Linked DNA regions of Homo sapiens: region 1 is linked to region 2. Evidence: chromatin loops called from intact Hi-C (ENCODE). Cell type or tissue: heart right ventricle. All regions are shown on one strand. Links, peaks and the distances in the headings refer to the core of each region. The heading gives the core; the rest is flanking DNA. Region 1 has its middle 270 kb from the start of LINC02655. Region 2 has its middle 15 kb from the start of LINC02655.

Evidence for each region. A loop is a pair of places that touch in the nucleus more often than their neighbours do. Peaks named below come from ENCODE experiments on the same cell type or tissue, not always from the same donor. Only the 100,000 strongest peaks of a DNase experiment are listed, where the experiment ranks them.
Region 1: a loop joins it to region 2, with 18 times the contacts of the local background. A loop is called at or near these places in 61 of 110 quality-filtered maps.

The regions. Positions count from the first base shown.
Region 1 is chr10:80,918,491-80,930,950 of GRCh38, reverse strand. No RefSeq gene overlaps it. Among named protein-coding and RNA genes, the nearest start is that of LINC02655, 270 kb to the right of the region's middle. RefSeq lists an enhancer at 3,715-4,216. In heart right ventricle, for the core only: CTCF peaks have their summits at 6,214 and 6,421 (motif pointing right); a DNase peak (open chromatin) is centred at 6,450; H3K27me3 peaks cover 1,014 bases.
Region 2 is chr10:80,658,519-80,670,978 of GRCh38, reverse strand. No RefSeq gene overlaps it. Among named protein-coding and RNA genes, the nearest start is that of LINC02655, 15 kb to the right of the region's middle. In heart right ventricle, for the core only: CTCF peaks have their summits at 6,713 (motif pointing left) and 8,146 (motif pointing left); DNase peaks (open chromatin) are centred at 6,728 and 8,118; H3K4me3 peaks cover 518 bases; H3K27ac peaks cover 841 bases; H3K27me3 peaks cover 410 bases.

The DNA of each region.
Region 1 (12,460 bases), core at 2,949-10,948, 260 kb before region 2:
TTGAAGCAAAAAGTTTTTAATTGCAATTAGGTCTAGCTTATTTCTTCTCTCATTGCTCATGCTTTTAGTGTCATATCCAAGAATATTTTGCCAAATTCAAGGTCAGGAAGATTTACCGCTACGTTTTATCATAAGAATTTTACAGTTTAGCTCTTACATTTAGGAATCTGGTCCATGTAGAGTTAATTATTGCATATGGTATAAGGTAGGGGTCCAACCTCATTCTTTTGCATGTGACATTCCAATTGTCCCAGCACTATTAGTTGAAAAGATTTCTTTCTCCTTCTAATGGTCTTAGGACCCTTGATGAAAATCACTCAACCATAAATGTATGGGTGTATGTATGGACTCTAAATTCGATTTCATTCAGCTATACGTCTATCCTAATGCCAGTATACAACCTTGCTTACTGTTGCTTTATAGTAACTATTGAAATAAAAAAAAGTATGAGTCCTCCACTTTGTTCTTTTTTTCCCCCAAGGTTATGGATCACTTGGAATTCCATATAAGTTTTAGAATTAGCTTGTCAATTTCTACAAATAAGTAATTCAGGATTCTTACAGTGATTGCATTGAATCTGTTAGAACAATTTGGGAATTATTGCCATCTTAATGTTAAATCTTCAGATTCATGAACATGGAATGTTTATCCACTTATGTAGGTCTTCTTTAATTTCTTGCACAATATTTTACAGGTTTCAGGGTACATGTTTTTGCATTTCTTGTTTAGTTTATCACAAAGAATTTTATTATTTTCAATGTTGTAAACAAAATATTTCTCTTAATTTTATTTTCAGATTATTTATTTCCAGTGTACAGAAATACAACCGATTTTTTAAATTTTGTAATCATGCTTAATTCATTTATTCTAATGGATTTTTAGTGGATTCTTTGGGATTTTTTTATATATAAGATATTGTCATCTGTAAACAGAGAGAGCTTTATTTCTCCCTTTCTATTTTGAATGTCTTCTATTTTTGTTTTTGCCTAATTTCCCTGGCTAGATCCTCTAGGAAAACATTAAGTAGAAGTGGTGAGAGTGACATCCATGTCTTGTTCCTGATCTTAGGAGCAAAGCATCAGTCTCCTACCATGAAGTATGATGTTGGCTCTGGGTTTCTCATAGATGTTGTTATTGGCTGAATGTTCATGTTTCTGCAAAATTAATATGTTTAAATTTAACCCCAATGTGGTAGTATTAGGGCCTTTGAGAGGTAATTATGTGATGAGGGTAAAGCCCAAACAGTGTGATTAGTGCCCATATAAGAATAAGCCAGAGAGTTAGCTTGCTCTTTCTGCCATGTGAGAATACAACAAGAAGTTAGCAGTCTACCAGAAGAGGGCCCTCACAAGAACTTGACCATGCTAGTTCCATGATTTTAACTACCAGCCTCCAGAACTGTGAAAAATAAGTTTCTGTTGTTTGTGGGCCACCCAGCTTATGGTATTTTGTTATAGCAGCTGAGCTAAGACAATAAAATTCTAGTTATTTTCTTAGTGATACCTGGGGATTATAATTAACCTCTTAAACTTATAACAATCTATTTTTAATTAATTCAATTTAGGCTCAATAATATACAAAATCCCTGCTTCTATACAGGCTACCCTTGCCCCTTTATGTTGTCACAAATGACATCTTTATTCATTGTGCTCCAATTAACATAGATTTACAATTTTTATGTATTTGTCTTTTAAATCATTTACAAATGGAAAGAGTTACAAATGAAAAATTCCACAATACTGGCTTTAGTATTTACATATGTTGCTACCTTTGCCAGGGTTCTTTCTTTCTCATATGATTTCAAGTTACTTTCTTGTGTCTTTGCTTTTGCCTGAAGGACTCTCTTTATCATTTCATGTGTTACATGTTTGCTAGTGACGAACTCCCATCACTTTTGTTTATCTGAGGCTCTCCTAACTTTCCCTCCATTGTTGAAAAAGAATATTGCTGAATATGGAATTCTTGAGTAACAGATATTTTTTCCTTCAGCACTTTTACTATGTCATCCCACTGCCTTCTGACTTCCAGTTTCTGCTAAAAATTGGCTGTCAATGTCATTGAGGGTACCTGGTATGTGACAGTCACTTTCCTATTGCTGCTTTCAGATTTTCTTTATTTTTAACTTTTGACAGTTTGATCATAACATAGCTCAGTGTGGACCTCTTTGCATTTATCCATCCTGGAGTTCAATGACCTTCTTAGATATGTAGTTTTGTGTCTTCTATCAAATTTGGGAAGTTTTCAGTCATTATTTCTTCAAATATTATTTCCCCATTCTCTCTTCTTTTGAGAGTCCCATTTTGAGTATATGTTGGATGGTGCCCCAAGGGTCTCTTAGGCTCTGTTTATTATCTTCATTCTCTTTTCTTTGTGCTACTCTTTCTTAATAATTTTAATTAACCTACCTTCAAATTTGCTGATTCTTTCTTCTGCCTGCTCACATCTGCTATTGAAATCCTCTAGTGGATTTTTTACTTCATTTATTATCATTCTCAGCCCCAAAATTCTTGCTGTGTTTCTTTCTATAACTTATAATTCTTTGTCAATATTTCCTATTTGGTGAGACATAGTTCTTCTGGTTTCTTTTAACTCCTTGAGCATATTTAAAACAGTTGACTTAAAATCTTTGTCTAGTAAGTCATTCAATGTCAGTGATTTCTCAGGAACAGTTTCTGTAGTTTCCCCTATGCATGTGCTATACCTCTTTTATTTGCATGCTTCTTATTTTTTTGTTGAAAACCAAACATCTTGGAATATTATAATGTGGCAACTCTAGAAATATGATTTTTCTTCCCTCTCCAGGGTTTGTTTTTGCTGCTTACTTTGGGTAGAGTTGTTTGCTTAGTGACATTTCTAATAATTTTTGTAAAGTCTAATTCTTTGTCATGTGTAGTCTCTGAAGTCTCTGTTCCTTTAGCTTGGTCAGCTAGGGTATTTACCGTGTCCACCTGGGATAAAGAAAGAAAAAGCAGGAAGAGAGAGAGGAAAGAAGAGAAAGAAACTTTCCCAGTCTTTGGAGATTGGCTCTGTGTTGGGACACTGATTTAATGCTTAGCCAGGCAATTTAGAACTCTGCCTTAGCCTTCTTTAACTGTTTGTGCTGAGCCTAGGGGTCATCCAGAGATAAAAGCTTAGGGTCTTTTCAGATTTTTTTCTGAGCACACGTTTTATGCCAAGCTTGTGTGTGACTTTCAAAAGTCCCTGATATACATGGGTGATATTCTTTCCCTAATTTCCCAAAGAATCTTTCTCCCAGGCTTTCAGCGTGTGTACTATTTGTGTCAACTGTAATCTTTAGCCCCAGATAGCACCGGGTTGCTCATTTGCCTTACAATGTTTTCAAGAAATACCCTAGGTATAGGTGCTTTCCTGCCCTGAAAAAGTTCAAAACTAGGTAAAACAAAGGCAAATGCTTTATATCAGTTCTTCAGGTAGTCCCCAAACAGTCAAAACAGACCAAAAAAGTTATTTGAGATTAAGTTTTTTTCTGCTCCGTCCAAAAGCAGGGACCAAGGCTTCACACTGGGAACAGCAGCTTCTGTCTTTAGACCACAACTGAGCTAGGGATGGCAGAGGGGTAAAAGCAGATAAAACTGCCACAAAGCTTTCTTGCCATTTTTACGTTATCTTTTTTGATTCAGTGTTTGCTTATTTGCTATAAATTTTTGACTATTTCCCAGAGTTCTGACAAAGTTGATTCTGACCATTTTCATTCAATTTTTCAGTGTTTTTTCTGGAGAGGCAGGCCTTTGGAACTACCTACTCTGTCATTTTAACCGTGGCCACTAAACTCATTGTAATTTTAAGTCAGTTATGATCAACTTGGCCCATTTTTTGCCTTTGCCTCCCAGTTTTGGGAGATTTTTTAACAGTGTGACATTTTAAGTAAGATCCCCTGCCTTTGAATTTCAGCTCTCCACTTACTAGATATGTGATCTTCAAGTGGTCACTCCATGAGGCTTAGTTTCAGTATTTGTAAATTAGGGATGATAACAATAACAATCATGTCCAGCTGTGAGGGGATATTAAAAAATGACAAAATGAATTAACATACTTGAAAAAAATTTTAAATTATAACATGAGAAAATACCAATTATTTTCAAATGTAAATTTTTTAAGTTGTAGTTTAACTTTCATTCCCTCAGCCATTCAATCCTATTCAAAATCTTTCAAGTATTTGTACTTAAAAAGACCTTTGTTTGATTATTTTTTATCAATCTTTCCAAAGACTGTAATATTCTTGCCACTTATTTATCATAAAAATATTTTAAATGAGAATGTATTTATGAGGAACATTAGCCAAAAAATATTATAAAAGTGTAAAACAGAATAAGATAATACACATTTTAATGTTATTGAGGGAAAAGTATATCTAGGGTTGCTCAAAATACTTGTTTCAATCAAAGACAATCAAAGAAAGTAAAGGTTTTGCTATCTCAGAAACACTACCACTCAGCTATTCAGGAACTTCCTTTCTCCAGTTCAATTTTGAAAGTTTAGAGTTCTTGTCAGAATGACACATAAGAATCACCTCTGGAGGTTTTTTGTTTTTGTGTTTTTTTAATACAGGTCCCTTTCTGAATTTGGAATAAGAATTAGAAGCCAAGCATATGTATTTTTAAAAAGCTCTGTAGAAAATTATGATAAGCAGTCAGGATTGAGAACCATCAATTTGAGTGTTTCTATATTGTTATACACAGGGGATACATTCCAAGACCCCCATTGAATGCCTGAAACTGAGGATAATACCAAACCCTATATAAACTGTATTATGTGTTTACATATACATGATACTTATGATAAAGTTTAATTTATAAAGTAGGCACAGTAAGACATTAACAATAATAATCAATAATAAAATAGAACAATTATAACAGCATGCCAGCATCACTAGTCTTGCATTTTGGGGCCATTATTCAGTAAAATAAGGATTACTTAAACACATGCACTGTGATACTATGATAGCCCATCTAATAACCCAAATGGTTGCTAAGTGACTAACAGATGGGTAGCATGTGTACAGCATGGATATGCTGGACAAAGGGATAATTCACGTGTCAGGTAGGACAGAACAGAAAGGCTTCAGATTTCATCACACTACTTGGAATGGCATATGATTTAAAACTTATAAATCTCTTTTTCTAGAATTTTTCATTTAATATTTTCAGACCACAGTAGACCTTGGGTAACTGAAACCACAAAAAGCAAAATGGTGGATAAGGAGTGACTATGTATAAAGACAATCAAGAGTAATATGGACATCCTAACATGCCACAGACCTTACTGTGCATCAATTTTACATATGCATAAAACATCATCACACCTATTAATATTTCCCTTGAGTCTGATACCAACGAATGCCATAGAAAAGTAAATTTTCCCATCTTACCATTCAACTGAGCTCAGAGTCAATGGACGATTCATCCAAGGTCAGCCTGCTAGGAAGTGACAGAATCACAGTCAGATCTTAGTTTGATATCAAGCCCAGTTCTCTTTCCACAGCACCAGATATGAACTTTTATAATGTGTTGTTCATACAGCTTTCTCATCTCTCATTCCTAACATTCCTACAGTGAACACTTTTTGGAAACCCAAGTCTTTTAAATTATCTGTATTTTAGGGCCTAGGGCCTTAACTTAGTCAAAGATTCTTGTTCTCCCTATCCTGTGTAAATATTGTGATTCAACATGCCATGCTCTCACCAACATCTACAGTAGTTCCACACATTTGTTTATCTACCTAAGATTCCTGCCCTTAAAATCTTCCTCCTTAGATCAACGCAATCTTTCCTTCCCTGGTTGTCCTTCTGGGTGTCTGTAGACCTACAGAAAAGCACATGATGTATGAATTGTTATTTACAGTCTCCGTCCTCATTGAAAATCTCTGTGTCACTCAGCAATCCATATCAGGGCTTATATTGTTCTCACTCTCTATTGCTTAACTCTTCAAAATTTCTCTCACTTTCTAGGCACTTTTCAACTCACTACCATCAGGGCTCTGTCCTGATTATTCCACTGAAACTGCTCCTGCAAGGAGCCCCTAATATCCAAATACAGTAAATTGGCTTCAGGTCTAGCCTTTTTTGACCTCTCTGTGGAACTAAAACTAGACCATTCTTTTTTTCTTGAAATTGCTTCTTTCCTTTATAGTACTCCCAGCTTGCTGTCTTATTTCCTTCTTAGTAATTTCTTTTCAAGCTTCTTATCTTGTTCCCGGATGTTATGTAATGACATCTCCTGAGGAATCTGTAAGGTTTTCATCCTTGACCTCCTCTTCATACTCTATACGGTCTTCCTCAGAAAAATCACCCACTCCTTTGACATCAAATATCCGACATATACCAACAAAGCTTTCATGGATCTCTGTAATTATGGAGTTTGGGGAATTGTGGAACTGATCAAGGAAAAAGATATGACCACGAGGTGGCAGTAGCACGCACATGCTTTATTTGGCTGATGTGTCTGAAACATCAGCCCCTGCAGCATGAGACCATGGGTAGGAGGGCAAGGGAACTCTTAGGGAAAAGGAGTATCGGAGAGGGGTTTACATGTCTAGTTTCTGTCTCGCAGTAGCAAGGCATGAAGTCTTTGGGTCAGAGAGCTCCAAGTGGCAGTAGCAACTTGGGGTATTAAATACCCAGGGTTTTATTCTATCTATAGCTAGCAGATGTTAGATGCAGTTTTGTGGGGTATGCAAAGCAGGCAGGCTCCAAATGGCTAAAAATCTGCTTGTTTGAGCTATATTTAAAACAATTGGGTGTGTAGCAATTTGAGTTTTGGACTAGTATGCTTTTGAGCTAATAGGTCTTAGCCTGCCATGAAGAAATAAACAACCTAGGGACTAACATACAGAGGGCATCATGGGTCATTTATATAGTAGTTGGTCAGATTTCTGGCTGAACCTCAGGAAGCTCAAAACTAAACCCAATATATTTCTACTAAATGTAGTTTCTTTTCCTCTTATTCTATCAGAAATATAATATATTGTGCCATTGAGACTAAAGTACTCCTCCTTCCTGTCTTTCGTGCACTTTAATCCATGACCATTTTACTGATTGTACTCTCTTCACATCTTTTACTCTCTCATACATTATTTCATTCCTCAGTGGTTTGGATTATGGCTTCTCTGTATCTTGCCTAGGTTATTATCACTGTCTCTGAAATAATCCTCTTCTCCCTTGTCCTGCTATTGCCTGGTACATTCTTTGCACTACCATTGAGATAATTTTTCTGAAACTCAAATGTGATGTTACTTGCCCGGTTAAAACTTTTTTAACTCTCCGTGATGTAGAAGAGGTGTTGGCAAACTATGACCTCTAGGCCAAACCCAGCCTTCCACCTGGTTTTGTAAATAAAGTAGTTTTATTAGAACACAGACACTCCCATTCATTTGTATATTGTCTATGGCTGCCTTCGTGCTACCACAGCTGAGCTGAGCAGTGGCAAATAAGACCACATGGCTCACAAAGTCCAAACTAGTTGCCCCCAGCCACTTACAGAGAAAGTTTGTCAACCCCTGGTCTAACTGTAAAGTTTGGAAGCTTGGCACGACATACAGGACCATTCAGGAGGTAGCCACTTTACATCTTAGTTTTATCCTAGCCCATATTCCCCACTGCTACTCTAAATCGCACCCATATGGAACTACTGGTAGTTTCCAGAATGTACCACGATACTTCATCCTTGATGCTGTTGCTCCTTCTACCCAGTATACATTTCCTCTGTATATCCATTTCTCATTCACCTCCTCATTTTTAAGATTTAGGGGCTACTTATTCTGTCAAGCCTTTCTTAAATCTCTCCCAGAGTAGCACTGACTTCCTTTCTGCCTCACTGTACAGACTTTGATCATAGCACCAATAATATTTTTTTATGTTTAAAAATGATTTTATTCTACTCAGGTGACATTTCTACATTTAAAATCATATTCCTTCAATTTTGAAAGCATTTTATGCCACTGTTTTTGAGAAGTCTGATATCAGTCTGATTCTTGATACTTCGGATATCACTGTCTTTTATAACCTTTTTAAGATCTTTTTATCCCCAGTGACTTTAATACCTTTATTTTTAGAGCATTTTTAGGTTTACAGAAAAACCACATTGAGCAGGAAGTACAGAGCTCCCATACATTCCCTTACCCCTCCACCCACACACACATGGTTTATTACAATTGAACCAATATTAATACCTTATTATTAACTAAAGTCTATAGTTTACATTAGGGTTTACTTTTCCTATTGCACATTTTGTGGGTTTTCACATATTTATAATATTTGGCTAGCATTACAGTATCATAAAAAAATAATTTTACTGCCCTAAAAATCCTCTGTACTCAAACTATTCATCCCTCTTCCCTGCACCCTCCAACTGCCCCCCAGCTCATCATCTGGCAACCACTAATCTTTTTACTGCCTCTTACTGTCTCTACAGTTTTGTCTTTTTCAGAATGTCACACAGCTGCAGTTATAGTTTGCAAGCATTTCAGATTGGCTTCTTTCACTTAGTAGTACACATTTAGGTTTCCTCCATGTCTTTTCACGTCATGATAGCTTGTTTCTTTTCATCCCTGAATAATATTTCATTGTCTAGATGTATCACGGTTTTTTTTAAATCCATTCACCTACTGAAGGGACATTTTGGTTGCTTCCAAGTTTGAACAATTATGAATAAAGCTGTTATAAACCCTTGGGCACAGTTTTTTTTTGTGTGTGTATCCATGAGTTTTCAACTTATCTGGGTAAATACCAAGAAGCATGATGACTGACTCATATGATAAACATATGTCTAGCTTTTTTAGAAATGGCCAAACTATCTTCCAAAGTGAATGTATCATTTTACACTCCCACAAGCAATGGATGAGAGTTCCTGTTGCTCCACATCATCACCAGTATTTGGTGGTGTCAGTGTTTGGATTTCAGTCAATCCAAGAGGTATGTAGTGGTATTTAATTGTTATTTTAATTTGAATTCTCTTAATGACATATAATGTTGAGCATCTTTTCATATGTTTATTTGCCATCTGTATATCTTCTTTGGTAAGATGTCTGTTCAGATCTTTAGCTAATTTTTAATTGGGTTGTTTACTTACTTACTGTTGAATTTTACCAATAACCTTTTACTTTTGTGATAATTATCAACAATATTACTAATAATGAGACCAAACATTTATAACTACTTACCAAGTACCAGATGTTGTGACAACTGTTTTATAGACATTATTTCATGTAATCCTCATTATAATGCTATTATTTTATCTACTTTTGTTCATGAGTAAGTGGCTCAGAGAGGTTCAAGAACTTATCTAGGATCACACAGTAAATAAGCACTAGAGCTAGAATTGCAAACCAATTCTCAAATTTCTAGGACCATAACCATAACCACTGCAAGACACTCTTTACCTTCCTTTCACTGATGATGACAGGCTTATTTCTTCTGGTTAAGCTAGGAACATCAAAAGGGTGGAAGGGGTAGTGTGCTGGAAGTGGGGATGGATGAATGCATCAATCAGTACCTATATCTATAGCTATCTAAATCTGATTGGAAACTGGAGATAAGAAAGGCATCTACATCTAAAGAGAAAACAAAAAGCCTGGAGAACAGATTCTACTTAAAGTTGACTACTTTGAATGCTATTTTTTTTTTTTAGAGAAATTAAATTTTCGCCTACAGTCAAATTGACAACAGTTTAAAGTGTGAGGTTTTTTTTTTTTCTCTCTCTCTCAAGTCACTAATGGGGCAATTAGCAATTTCTAATTTGGTCTGTTACTCACTTTCATGTGAATCAATTATTAACCCAAGTAAGTCGATCATCATAATTCATTTAGCATATGAGGGCTTCTTCCTTTAGAGACATGTATACATCTCTGGACACCAAGGCAATTTATAGAAATTATACATGTTATACAAATGTCATGTAAAAGATGAAAATAAGGCTGTTTATTAAACTTAGCACAGTTCCTGTGCTTATACTAATGCATAGTGATTAGAATTCTATTCATTGGGGATGAAAACATTTGACCATTTCAGGCTGCCACTACAGTCCTCCTGGCTTCTCTCACTTCTACACCTTCTCCTCCTCTGGCTGCTCCTTGTGGTTTTACATAATTATTAAAATTCCACTCCTAGTGAAGCTGTTACATTGTCTGGGGTATATACCTAGGATTCATCATCTCGCGGCAGAAAAATTGAGGACACGGAGACACACCAGGAGTTTAGGAATGGAGGTTTAATAGGCAGAAGAAAAGGGAGAGAAAAACAGCTCTCTCTATTGAGAGAAAGGAGCCTTCCCAGCAGAAAAGACTGACTAGTGGCGGATGCACATTTTATAGTCCAGCTTGAGGAAGCGGTGTCTGATTTAGGTAGGGCTCACAGATTGGTTCCATCAGGTGTAACGTTTACATAGCGCTCAGAGAAGGCTGGTCGCCCCACCCTAACCTTACGATGCAAATAAACTCTCCTTGGCCAGTGCCATCTTGTCTGCTCTTTACTGCACACGTGGCTGGTAGACAAGGGAAGATGGAGCTGCCATCTTTAACACATCTAGTCCCTAGTTCCTGCCGGCATTCACCCATGCAAGCTCCCAGCTTGCTTGTCTATGTTTGCAGCTCTACTTTACAGACTGCTCTTTGTTAGGAAATGATTTGGGGCTGCTTTTCATTAAAAAGAAAAGCCTTACAGAGGACTCCCATACCTTTACTGTCTGCCTAAGTGATTTCTTCTTAACTCCTATATCACTAGAATAGGAACGAAATTATTTTCACCTTCCTCAGGAAGACTCTCTAGTGGAATCAGGCCTGAAAGAGACGTTTCCAGCCTTTACTTCTCATCCTGCAATCTCAGCACCCCCAACAGGCCAGTGCTTGAAAATGAGGGGTTCCTGCTGCTGAACACCCCAGCTCACATTTTGGCCCCACTCAGATTCTTCCCTGAGCCTCAAGCCTTCGGGCCACATTCCTCCTTTCCCTCACTGCTTTCCTTGATTCTAAGTCTTAAACTACCCTCCCCCTTTAATCTTCCCTCTCCACCAAATCACCCTCCTTCCTTGTTTTGAAATATAAATCCATTGAATGTATTACTCAAAACATTCACTGCTTTTCTCTCTGAGAAAAAGAGACAGAGAAGAATATGAACAGGAAGTGATGAAAACCAGTGCAGGGAAATGCCCAATATTCTAGCAAAGTATGCCAATTTTGGAGTTCTCATCTCTCAGCTACAGTTTTTGACAACATGATGCTACGTACAGATAACCTGAAGGTCTTTTGTTTTCTTTCACTTGGGAACATGACTCTCTTAAATTCCCTTTATCCAGACATAAGCACCTTCCTAACCCTCACCACAACAAACAAAAGCTACTATTCATTAAACACAGACTAGGAGTAAGACATTGGGATGGTGTTTTTGTTGTTATCTTATTTCAGCCTCTTTGTATTATCTTCATTTTTATAGATAAGAAAACTGAGGTTCAAACACATTAGTCATTTGCACCCAAACACAAAATGCTTGTACAGTACTGAACAAGGACATGAAGCCATGTCTTTCTGATTCCTGAATCCACCCTCACTTTACTTCATTGTCTGCTCTCTCCAGAAATAATGTTAGGATATTAGATAAAAATAAATGGCATTTAGGCATCCTCTCATCCTAAACAGGTCATGTCATCTGTGGCCAGGCTGCTAACGCAGTCACTCCGCACCATGCTCTAACACCCCTTCTCTCTTAAGTAGACAAGAAGGAGGGAGCACATTCTTGTTGAGCTGTATTTCAGCAAGGGAATCAAGTCATTTCCTCATCTATATTGTGAAATATAAAACTCTCTAAGGCCCTATCCTCTAGTTCATAAGTCTCTCTACAAGAGAAACCTTGCCTAATACATCACTCTATATATAGCACACTCCATGTAGAGCACAGAAGAATTCTGGATGTCTAGCAGGTGCTTGACATTTTTATTTTATTTTTTATTAAAATGCTGAACTTCGCTATTCACATCTATAATTCAAGGATGCTGTTTCATCATTTTCCAAATCAATAATAATAAAAACAATAACTGGAGAAAATATCCCAAACTTAAATGGCATCTAATTTAATATAGATATTATGAAACACTTCAAATAAAATTTCTCATTAATTCCTCTTCCAGCCTGTCAGTTAGCAAATAAAGGAAATATAGAGGGAATTTTGGTCTTATTAAATTGTCCAAAATTATAAAGTTCTGGAATATACATTCAAATCCATGACTTGGTTTCCTCTTAATTTTTTAGTTTTAACAAATAGGGCTTTATTTCCCTGCCTGTCCAGGTACCAATAATAGAAACCATTGAAAGTGTCAGTGCAAATATGCTTCATATTACCATTAGGGCTGGCAAATTTTGATAATAGCAGCATGAACTCACAAATGTATCTCAAAATTCAAAAAATTAAATACACAAATACACAAGCAGTTCCTTGCAACAAATATGCTCTTAA
Region 2 (12,460 bases), core at 2,333-10,332:
TAGAGCAATTCTACGTCTGCTTCCAATAGCCCTACAGAAAGCGCCTTAGAGTCAGATGGACATGGAGTAAATCTCATTTGGCCTTGGGCCAGTTACTTTACCCTCTTAAGACTTAACGCCTTTTCTGTAATATGGAGAATTTAGTAGAAAAGATACCTCATAAAGTCTTGTGCATAATGTGAACATCAATCCTAACTCATATTAAGCACTCACTAAATGCTAGTAATTTTTATAAAATGCAGAATTCAAAGGAGTAGATAGCTGCTGAAGTTTTGTACACAATGCAAGCATAAGTCTTAATGCATATTAAGTGCTCCATTAAACACTAGTAATATTTCTTCCTTTCAAACTCTCTGGTACTTATGATTCTGACACCTTTAACCATTCTGGTATTGTACCATAATGATCTATCTCTATATATATCAAAGACATGAAAGGGTTTAGTTTCCTCTTAAGTCACTGGCTGCTACCACTCAGTGTGCTTTGCTGACTCGGGCTCTCTATGCCTCTTCTAAATGGTACAGTGTCCAGGCTTTGTCTTCAAGCCTCCTCTACCTACCCCTGGATTTCAATAATATCCTCATGTCTAAGGCTCCCAACCATTTTAGTTCTAGCTCAGGCATTTCCATGGAACTCCAGACTCATATACCCAACAGTCTACTTGACATCTCAATTTGGATGTTGTGTAGTGAACAATTTAACCTTGCCCAACAAGAGGTCTGGTCTTTGCCCTTGGTTTCTGGGAGGTCATCTGTAACTACTTGGAATGTCATGCCTGACAGAAGCAGGACTCCCCCAGGAAGGATCACATCCTCAAAATAAGCTGCCCCTTGCTGGTTCACTGGATCCTTTCTGGTTCTAGCATGCAGCACTGTCTGTGTTGAGTTAGGAGCCACGTCAGCTGAGCGGCTCCTCTTAGGCAGGCTGGATACTGAGCACACTTCAGCCATCATCTCGTGCACCTGCTGCATGGAACGGCGGGGGGGGGGCGGGGGGGCAGAGCACTGACTCCCCTCCAGGAGATGGGCTTACTGTTCACAGCAAAGTCTAAAAACGGTTTGGTGGGCTTAGTTCCTGCCTAGGCAAAGGTCAGGGGTGAGAGCTGATCAGGGTAGTGGAACACACTGCTGACTGAGGAGTTCTTACTAAACAAAGAGAGAGCAAAATTAAGGCCATGGCCTGCCTTCCTCTTCACCCCTCTGTCCTCAAGGCCTGATGTCAAGATCCAAAAGTTTCCATAAGGTGAACAAAGAACCTGCAGCCACTCAAGACTTGGTCCTGCAGACAGGCCTGGATCCAATGTCCCTGGAAGATGGGAGGCTGCATACTTCAGGGGCATGGCCTACCTTCTACTCACTCACTAGGAAGAGACAGACGGGAGAAGCCGGCAGGCCCTGCATGCCAATTAGGAACAGCTGGAATGAAACCAGGTCAGGACAGGAATTGACAACAGCCACCTTGAATCCTCCCAACACCCCCCCACCTGCTCAGAAATATCTGAGCCCTGAGGGATTCCCTTCCATACAGGTAGCAGAGAGAAGGCCTATACAATGATGGAATAAAAGGCAACTCAAAAGATATTCCCTTTAGGAATAAAGGTAGCTGGAAAAGAATGAAAGAAAGAGATCTTTTTATTGCAGCGTTTTTTTCTTCTCTTATAAATCATTGTACCTGAAAGGTCACTCTGTGAGGTTGATGGCTTTCCTAAGAATGTGCTTTCTTTCTCTTCCCAATCATGGGGAGTGTGTGTCACAAGACAGAGAGGCCAATGTGGTCACTACTCACAAAATCTTAAATGGTGACCATGTGAATAGCTCAAAGGAAACTTTCCTAGGCTCTGAAGTTCTCACCTTTTTAAAAATTGAATTGACATGTTGCTCTGCTTTCAGGCGTCCCTCGCCAATTCTGTCTTTTGAAAAGAACTACGATATGGTTTGGCTCTGTGTCCCCATCCCAATCTCATGTGGAACTGTAATCCCCAGTGCTGGGGGAGAGACCTGGTAGGAGGTGATTGGATCACGGGGGTGGTTTCTAAGGGTTTAGCATCATCACCCTAGTGCTGTCTTATGATAGAGTTCTCACAAGATCTGGCTGTTTAAAGGTGTTTAGCACCTTCTCTCTCCCTCTTGCTCTCTCTCTCTCTCTCCTGCTCCACCATGGTAAGACATGCTTCTTCCCCTTTGCCTTCCGCCATGATTGTTAGTTTCCTGAGGCCTCCCCAACCATGCAGAACTGTGAGTCAATTAAACCTCTTTTCTTTATAAATTACCCAGTCTCATGTAGTTCTTTATAGCAGTGTGAGAACAAACTAATACAAATCCTGAGTGAGAGGCTGATTTTCTAGAGCATCTCAGGAGGCAGTGATTCTGGATCATCCATCCACATGCTCATCCTGTATCCACCCACCCATCTATCCATTCGTTCTTCCATCCACCTATCCATCCATCCATCCACCCACCCATGCATTTATCCATCCATCTACCCTTCCATCCATCCATCCATCCATTCCGGTATTCATCTGTTCTTGTGACAAAGATTGCCTTAGTGCCAGGCTCTGTCCTGTAAAGTAGGGATACGGCAGAAAACTCATAGACGTAATCCCTGGCATTATGGCACTGGCATTCAAACTGGGCAAAAAGAAGTAAGCTAGCGTAGTAGAATGATTTGTTAGAAATGTACTATAACCTGGATGTGAAACAGCTGTGTTTTATTCCGCCTCAAATACAGCCAGAACTTTTGGTCCCAAAGGCATGGGCTTCCCTTACTTGCTAGGTGAGTATGTGAGTAAGCTTTTGTTCTCAAAAACCCAGGTGAGTGGTGCCATGCTGGTCACTGAGGGCCACCCTTTAGACACTGTTTTCAGCCTGCACAGGTTTTTAAAGACACTGGATCTGTGCAGGTGGGAGACTTGGCATCCTGTGTTGATGTTAGCCACTTGCTTTCTGCAGACAGCTGGGTCCATGAAACTTCTCTATGCCTAATGAAGAGGAATTGGGCTGGCAACAGCTCGCAACCCTGGCTGCAGATCAGAATCACCTGGAACTTTAAGTCTCTATGCCTAGCCTGCACCCAGACCAATTAAATCAGGAAATCTAGAAGTGACAGTCAGTCAGCAGTTCTTAAAGTGCCCCAGGTGAATCCAATGGGAACAGCTGGTCAAAGGTGAAGAGTTTGCAGCTTTGAATGCTGCAGATTGAAGAAAAGTTTTGTTTCCAGATAAGTTGCAGGAGGAGAAGGGTTTGGGTTTCTGCTCCTAGTTGTAACCAGAACCCATTTCAGGCCCAACACTCCAAGGATGGCAAGGTCTCAGAACAAAGGAACAAAGCTTTTTTAGCCCGAGCTGCAGGCAGAGGAAAGGGCTGCTGCATGGGGCTTCAGGGTAGCCTTCTTGAGGAAGCCATGCCCTTAACAGGCAGAGCAAGGAGAGGAAAGAGGCAGTCAACATGGATCCTGTGAGCCTCAGAGCTCTTGTTTAGGGAGAGGCCAGAAGCGACCAGACCTGGCTTCCTCACGAGCTGAATCTCAGAGCTAGATTGTGTATCATTTAGAAAGAATAAAAAATATGTTACTTTTTGTGCCTTAAGCATCATGTAAGTACTTCATACCTTTTCCCCACTCAGCGGTCACACAGCGGGGCAGTGCTGTGAGGGAGAGAGGCCGAGCTGGCTAGTACCTCTCTCCTCCTACCATGGCCCCTCTGCCACCTATACCTGCCTTGCTCAGCTCGCAGCCATGCCACACCCTCCCCCTGACAGGACATATCCTCTGGGCAAGGGCTGGCAATGACACAGAGGCCTCCATGAGGACCCCCAGGGACAGGGACACTTTCACCCTCCCTGGGAAGTGATAGGTTGGGACCCTGGGCTCCAGGCAGCCCCATCCTCTCAGGGCCATAAGAGCTCTTCCTCATACTATGACTCCCAGGAGTAGTGATGCTTCCTCAGGCTCCCTCCCTCCTACATTCTTGCCCCTTGCCCATCCCATCCCAGAACAAGGAATGTGAATGCTTCTGAACTACTTGTCCAGCCCCTCTTTCTTCTGCAAACAGGCCTCTATCCCATCCCTCTGAATTTCTCCTCTTGGCAGCAAGTCCCACACCCCAGTTTTCTCCTGAAGCAGATGGCTTTAAGAACCTTTCCTTGCTTTCTATTGGGACTACTGACTGTATTATATAGAAATAAAATACTGTGAGCTTGTTCTCCCTGTTGGCACAGCCAACAAGGACCAGCCAGCAGCTTTGTAAATGGCTCCATTAAATCCCAGCTCTGTAGTGGGGCAAAGACTCCCATAGCCCAGTGCTTCTCAGCCTCAGCTACAATCATTATCATCTCAACAGGTTTGAAAATGTGAGATGCCTGGGCCCCCACTCCCCAGAGATTGTTTTAATTAGTCTTTAATTAGTCTGGAGGAGGTACAGAGAGCTCACCATCAGGCTTGAGTTTTAAGCCCTCCCAGATGGTGCTAACGTGTGGCCAGTGTTGACAGCCACTGCAGTGGAGCCCACCAGGGTCTAATTTGCCAAAAGTCCTGCCTCGTTATTCAAGGCAGCTTCTCTGAAGGACCATGGTCAGGGATGGGACAAGATGAAATAAAGCCTTGTCACTTATTACCCTCCAGGGGGTCTGCAGGTTGCTGCCTGGTGCTCCCACTGCCTCCAAATTCCCCTCCAGGTGGCATAGGCACTGCTGGGGTCACCCTCTGTCGATGAAAAGACATATTCCAAGATAACTTGTGTTTGCCTGGTGAACTTGGTGGACCTCTCAATCAGTGAACTTTTTCTGAGCACACAGGATGTAGGGAGTAAAGTTGACATCAGACCCAGTTCTGGCCCTTCCTCAAAGAGTCTCTTGTCCAGCTGGAGAGATAAGCATATGACCCAGGGCTGACCTGTGAGCAATGGCCTGGGAATACAGGGGACGTTCAGGGAAGGGAATGGACAGAGTGTGCTGCACTGGAGACAGCAAGATCAGAGTCCTGACTGGCTTAAGTGAATATGGAAGAGGAAGGAGTGAGGGAGGGCATCCTGAAAAGGGCCCTTAGGAAAGCCTAAGGGCAAGAAAATGTGTAACTGTATGAGGAAAAGAAGATGGGAAAGATGGAGAGAGAAAAATGGTTTCGTGGTCCGTCCCCTTCCCACTAACCCTGCTGCCACCCCCTTAACTAAGGTCCCTGTCACCTAATCCCTGGGGTTTTGCATCTGCCGCCTCCTTCCTGTCTAACCCCTACAGCTAAGGAAGGGGAGTAGAGGGTGACACCCATTTGCTGGAGCATAATCCAAACTATCACCTATCACATCACAGTCAACCATCTTAAGAATTCCTCAGTATCGACTAACTTTTAGACCACGCACAAATGCCCCAACATGTTTCACAGGTGGTCTTTTTATAGTCGGTTTGTTTAAATCAGGATCCAAACAATGTCCACACATTGCACTCAGTGATCTGTCTCTTGTTTTTTTTCACCTAAAAGTTACTGCCCCACCTCACCCCCCTTTTTCCATGCCATTTCTTTTATGAAAAAGTGGAGTCATTTGTCATATAAAGTTGTTCAAGTAAATTAAAATGGGGGCCAAGCCTGAAGAATCCCTGCGGAGACAAAACCAGTTAGGCCTTATAAGTGACTCTAACCTTGCTTGATTTGCAAATATAAGCAAAATTTAACTTGGGCTATTTCTTGTAAATGCCTACATGAAAGAAAAACAAAACTGAAGCTCAACGAATCAGAAACAGCCAAAAACTTAACAATTGTTATGAGGGACTTTCCAGTGGGATAGACCAAACAAGGCAACTGTCCAACTAACCCATCAAACATTTTCTTGGCTTTACTTCCATGTGCCTGTGAAAGCCCCTCCCTTGGTGGAGCTGCCCAGAACCACTTCTGGTTTGAAGCTGCCTAATTCATGAATCATTATTTGCTCAAATAAACTCTAAAAATTTTATTGTGCCTCAGTTTACCTTTTTAACAGACTTTTCCTCATTCTGAGTTTGGCTCACTACATCCTTTTATGAGGTTTAATTAAAAAATAAAATAAAATAAAAACTTAGATAATCGGCCAGGCATGTTGGCTCACACTTGTAATCCCAGTACTTAGGAAGGCTGAGGCGGGCAGATTGCTTGAGCCCAAGAGTTTGAGACCAGCCTGGGCCATCTCTACCAAAAGAAATACAGAAGTTAGCAGGGCATGGTGGCACGTACTTGGTAGTCCCAGCTACTCAGAGGGACTGAGGTGGGAGGATCATCTGAGCCCAGGAAGTTGAGGCTGCAGTGAGCTGAGATCGCACCACTGCACTCCAGCCTGGGCAACAGTGAGACCTCGTCTCAAAAAAAAAAAAAAAAAACTTGGAAACTCACAGGCAGGGAGACCTACCTGAGACATATCTTTGAGAGGAATAGAATAAACAAAACATTAGCTTCGTTTTCTTATGCTGATCCTCAACTTGTAGTTTGAAGTAAGAGGATGCAGCTACGTCTGTTCCAAGCAGATTTTGGGAATGTTCCAGACTTTCAGAATGTGGCAAGAAGAGTAGTGAGTGAGAACAAAGGACACATCAGAGAGGAGGGAAATGACACTGAAGTTTGAACCAGCTCAGGAGAGGTGAAAAAAACTTACACGTGAAAGAGGATTTTCCAGTCACCCATCCCTCTGCAGCCTTTCCTGGGTAAAGTCAAAGCCTGGCACAGCCACAGCCAATGGCCTGCACTGCCCCCTGCAGGCAGAAATCCTTCAGCAGTGACGATGGACTTCCCCTAGTTCCCCGCACAGCTTTGCAGGGAGCAAGCCTGTCGTGGGAATGGTTTCCAGAACTCCTCCCCAGGCCACTCATCTGACACCCTCGCCTGCAGGTACAGGACCACCAGTTCTGTCGCCCTAGGAACGTGTCCCACTGTACCTGGCACCAGAAGTAAATGGGAATGGAGGGGAAAAAAGGCTTAGAATATACAGAGCCAGAAGTTAAATCTGTGAAAAAATCTTTAAGTCATCAAATATATACAATTAATTCCACAATCTGGAATTCTCACTGGCATTTAGTCAAAATGGAAGTTCTCGACTCTCAAGAATATATTCAAGAACACAGAGTATTCAGCTGTAAATGCAACAATTTTTTCTTTGTTGATGGGAATTGGGTGAAATATGATCTTTCAGATTTGCTGTTTGAAAAGTACAATCCTGTAGCAACACTACAAACAATGAGTAGTCAGTATCTGAAGTTGTATGGCTTCAGAATCACATACAACGATCAATAATAAAACAAAAGTTTATCAACTCAGAGAAAAGGTTGGCTTATCTTTTTAATTTTTTATATGAAAAATATTATAAAATTGCAATATATGAAGAGATGACTACAGCATATGAAGCCAAAAAAAAGAAAAAGAAAAACTGTAGGAAGATGAAAGTTCTTATAGAGATGTGTTAGGAAGTTATTTTGTAAAAAATACAATGTCATCGTTCTGGGTTTGGGGATGTTTGTGGTATTTGGCGCTTGTTCAGTTGGTGTTTTGTGTTTTCTTTTCATATTTTAAATAAATGTTCACTTTTACACCAAAAAAAGAAAACTTAAGTAGAAAAAATGGAAATTATAAAATAGACGAATTAAGGAGTGATAATTAGCTTTGCACAGTTTGATTTAACAAAAAAAAAATCTTTTAAGTAGAGAGCGTTCTCCTAGGACATTTTAATTATGACTTCATAGACTGTTACTGCTTGAAAAGAACTTCGAGGTGATCTTATGCACTTTATGTCTCAGACAGCCCAGGGAACTAGGGCTGAGAAAAAGAACCAAGTCCCAAAGTCCCGCTGTGAGTTACTAGCACAACCAAAATTAGAAGCTAGGCCCCTGCCTCCCGACCACACGCGCCTGCCTCCCAGGGCTGGTTTGCAGCCGGTAGAGACGAGCATGGGCTTTTCCCAGGGATTAGATCCATCGCTTACTCTGAAACACACACATTGACAAAAGCTTTTCTCCACCTCTGCGGCACAGCTCTGTAAAGCCGGGTGCTCCACACGGAGCAAACTGACAGGCAGGCTTTTCCTTCCCAGCGTTGTTCTTAATCCGTCCACCGCACCCTCCTTACAGGCAGGAAGCTGAACTTCCCAGCTTTCTCCCTGCTGCTCAAGAGGCTGCCGTGGGAGATGCTGCGGGTGCCCCCTGCTGGCCAAACGGAATATCACAGTATCACAGGCCTGGCCGCCCCTCCTTTTTAGATAGACATAGACAGATTAGATAGATTAGATAGATGATAGATAGATGATAGATAGATAGATAGATAGATAGGTAGATAGATAGATAGATATAGATAGATAGGATAGATATAGATAGATGAATGATAGATATTGATTGATTGATTGATTGATTGATTGATTTTGGGCCAGTCCCCAGTGGTTGAAGATCCTTAGGTAAGATAGGGGACTAAAATGGGACAACTCTCCACACTAGAGGGCAAAGGAAAGGTTCCATGAGAGTCGTGTTCATGCTCAATTGAGATTATGGCAATCAGGATTCCATCCACAAGATCTTGAAAGGACGAAGCTGAGGCTGTGCAGCCCAGAACAGTGCCTTGAAATTTCACGTGCATAGACATCACCTGGGAATCTGGTGAAAATCCAGATTCTGGTAAGCTAGGCCTAGGGGAGAGCCTAGGATCCTGCATTTCTAACAAGCCCCTAGGTGATGCTGCTGGTCCAAGCACAAGACTTGGAGTAGCAAGATTCTAGATGGAAGTGCGTGGACTTTGGAGTCAGACCAAATTGTGTGAACCTCAATTTTTCCACTTGCTAGCTGTGTGGTTCCAGACAAGGTCCTTAAATATACTGAACCTTGAATTCCACATATGAAAATGGGCATGATCCCACCTACCTCACTGCACTTTTGTGTGGACTGTATAGATAGCATATAAAGGTGCCTTGTGTGGTATCTGGCATGTAGTGGACATTCAGTAAGTGGTGACTGTCACCATCATATGGATTTTTCCCAATAGGTTCATGGCTTCAGCAACTCACTGCCAGTGGATACTAGATATGGATACTGATTTACACAAAAGTGTAAATCACAGCATCTCAAGCTTATGGATGTCATAGTTTCATTTATTAGTCCCTGGCTGCCAAGGTTGGACCCACCTTTAGCTACAAACCCAGAGGCTTACAGTCAGTTTAGAGCTGAATCCTTAGCAGCGGTTTCAGTCACCCCTGATGAATGCACGTCTTCTCTCACATCCAAACTAGAAAGACACAGAAGAAATAAGATTGATGCCTTGTCACCACACTGGAGGTGAGCTGTAATTCACATGTGTGCTGGGCAGACAATGAAACAAGACCTGCAGATAAATCATCTAAGAGCACATAGGGAAAGACTGGATGCTGTGGAGCCGGAGGGTCTGGGTTCATGCACTAGCATCAGTATTCTGTAACTGAGCAACCTCAACCAGTTTGGTAAGCTATTTGAGCCTCAGTTTCCTCATCTGTAAAGTGAGATGATGATGATAATACATCCAGATTAGACACAGAATGTGAAGTGCTTTGAAAATGATCATCCCCCTTCCCTTGGCTCCTCTTGTGTGAGAGAGCTTGGAATTTAAGATAAATGGAGAGCCTTTCTCTACTGTTAGCTCTGTATCCATGGATCCAGGAAGTTAGAGGCAGCAGATGTTACAGAAACGTCCATTTGTAAATAAAACAGAGTGCAATGTATTCCACAGTCAAAGAGTTTAGGTCCGTAGTGTTGAAGGCCTATGTCCACATCTGGATGACATTTTGAAGCAAAGAGTGACTGAAACAACCTAGGTTTCTAATCTCTATATTAGATTAGATTAGAACTCTAATCTCCATATTAGATTAGAACTCTAATCTCCATATTAGAGTGCATACGATCCTTCTGTACTGGCGGCCAGCCCTCTCCAGCTCACCCCTGACTCCAACCCCAGTAATGCCAAACTCCTGCAGCTCCCCAAGAGGGTGCCTTTTCACAACTCTGTGCCTGTTCACATGCCACTCACTTTCCCCCTTCCTCAATCCTCGCCAAACTTGTGACTCAAGGACTAGGCAGGGCTCTTTGTTGCAACAGAAAGAGGAAGGCCGAGAAAGAACTCACAGTATTACCGGAAAGCCTAGAGGAAGCAGCTAGATAGGTGGACGGGATGAAGAAAAGCACAGTCAGAACCACAAGCAAGACTATAGCGCAGAACCCTCCAGGGATGAACCCTCTGCCACCACCTCCAAGCACCTGAAGCCAGCAATGTATGCACTGCCAATGCCATGGCCCTGCAGGCTGAGCCTGCTCCTGCGCTGCCACCATCAGCAATGCTCCATGAGCATCACGGTAGAACCAAGCCTTCCCTGACACACCTTCCTCCGTGTGTCACACACACACGAGTCCTTGAACTGTTCTCCCAGCACCCCTTAAACTTAATCACATGGTTTCGTATTTTTCTAAGTTTCTATGACTGCCTCAGGACAAAGCTCCCCAAAGCCGACCTTGAGAGGAGGAGTCATGTCACGCACATGTGATTTATGAAGGACGTTCTCCCAGGGAAGATGGTGAGGGAGCCGGGGGCAGGGAAGTGGGTAGGACAAGAAGAGGAGGAAGCCAAGCCAGGGAATGATCTCAAGCAAAATTGAAGCAGAAGGTGTCTTCAGACTGACCCCCCAGGGGAACTCAAGAGGGTAAGCTATGCCTCAGCATTGTCCCAACCCAAGGCAAGTATCTGGGCTTCCAGACCCCGTACCTGAATGGCTTGTCTTCATGGCAGCCAGGGCTGGAGAAGGAGGGTGGAAACATAAACTCTGAGACGCCTCCTTGCAAAGTGACTCCATTACCCTAGAACAGTCCTCTGAGGAGAAGCAGCAGCCGTGGGCTATTGAAAGTGCCGTGTCAGTAGCAGCAAGGGCAAAACAGGCTACTGGGGATGGGGCAGAGCCATGAGGCCGTCTGCTCCCATGAGCCCACTAGACCCCACCAGCGCTGCCTGTGTATCTAATTCACCTCTATGTTCCCGGCACCCAGCACTGGGCAGGAGCTTAGCAGGCCACCAGAAAGTGTCCCAAAAGTGAATAAAACTGTCTAGGTGGGGCATATGGTTTTCAGGGTGTAAAATGAAGCAAACGGAACAATGACAGACCCGAACAGCGGGAAACCAGGCAAGGGTAAGGGCATTCCTATCTGGGTTTACATTCTCTTCATTATTGACAAGTTCTGACCAGTGTGTCTGAGGTCAGAGGCTCCCTGTGATTAGAAAGGATCTGGTGGAGTCTCCTGTCCCTGCTCAATGAACTCTCATCTCCAGAGCAGTGAACATGCTTTGGATTTCTCAGACACAGCAGCACTACAACGTCTCATCCCCCTGGGAAGAGGATTGAAGCTGGAGCTAATGCAAGTGACTTTCAGAAGTCACATAAAACACCCAAAGGATACGGGCGAGTGGCTGCAGTGGCTCACTTCTCCGCACCTGCCAGCAAGTGGAAGGCAGGACTGGACAGACTCATAAGCCGCTGACAGATGCACCTTCAGGGACAGCGCCAGAGGAATTCATCCAGGCAGCCTGTGGAGGGAGGGCTAATTTTAGTCCCGTGCCTTGGAATTGGCCAAACCCAGAGAAAGCGCAGAACCCAGAGGCAATTTCCCGCTCCCATTTTAGAGTGAAGAAGCAGAGTGGAGGGATTTGGCAAAGATCTGTTTGGGGATGCTAAAATGTTCTGAGTCCTTTCAGTCTGAGGCATAGAGGTTGGCCTAGGAGTGTGATAGACCATCAATAGAGGGGTCCACCAAGCAAGGCCCTCCTGTAGGTCACCATGATCAGTCGTGCCATCTGTAGTTCAGTACTTACCACCAGCATTGGCCTCTGGAGTTGAGGACTGCTCTAGTGGTGAATTGTAGGTGGCAACTCAGCTGGGCCCTGGTACTGAGAAATGTGGTGAAAATTGATTCTGGATGTTTCTGTGCAGGTGTTTCTGGATGAGATTAACATTTAAATAGATGGACCTTGAGTTAAACAGATCACCTTGCATCATATGGGTAGGCCTCATTGGCTCAGGTGAAGACCTGGATAGAAAAAAAGACTAACTTCCCTGGAGCAAGAGAGAATCTGCAGCAGAGGCCTGCGGACTAGACTGCAACATCAGCATCTCCCTGCATCTCCAGACACACACACACACACACACACACACACACACACACACACGCACAGAAACACAGACACACACAGACACTCACAGACGGAGACACTCACACAGACACACACAGACACACACACACAGACACGCACACACAGACACACACGGAGACACACAGACACACACAGACACAGAGACACTCACACATGGAGACACTCACACAGACACACAGACACACACATATGGAGACACTCACACAGACAGACACAGAGACACACACGGAGACACACAGACACAGACACACAGAGACACACACACGGAGACACACAGACACACACAGACACAGAGACAGACAGA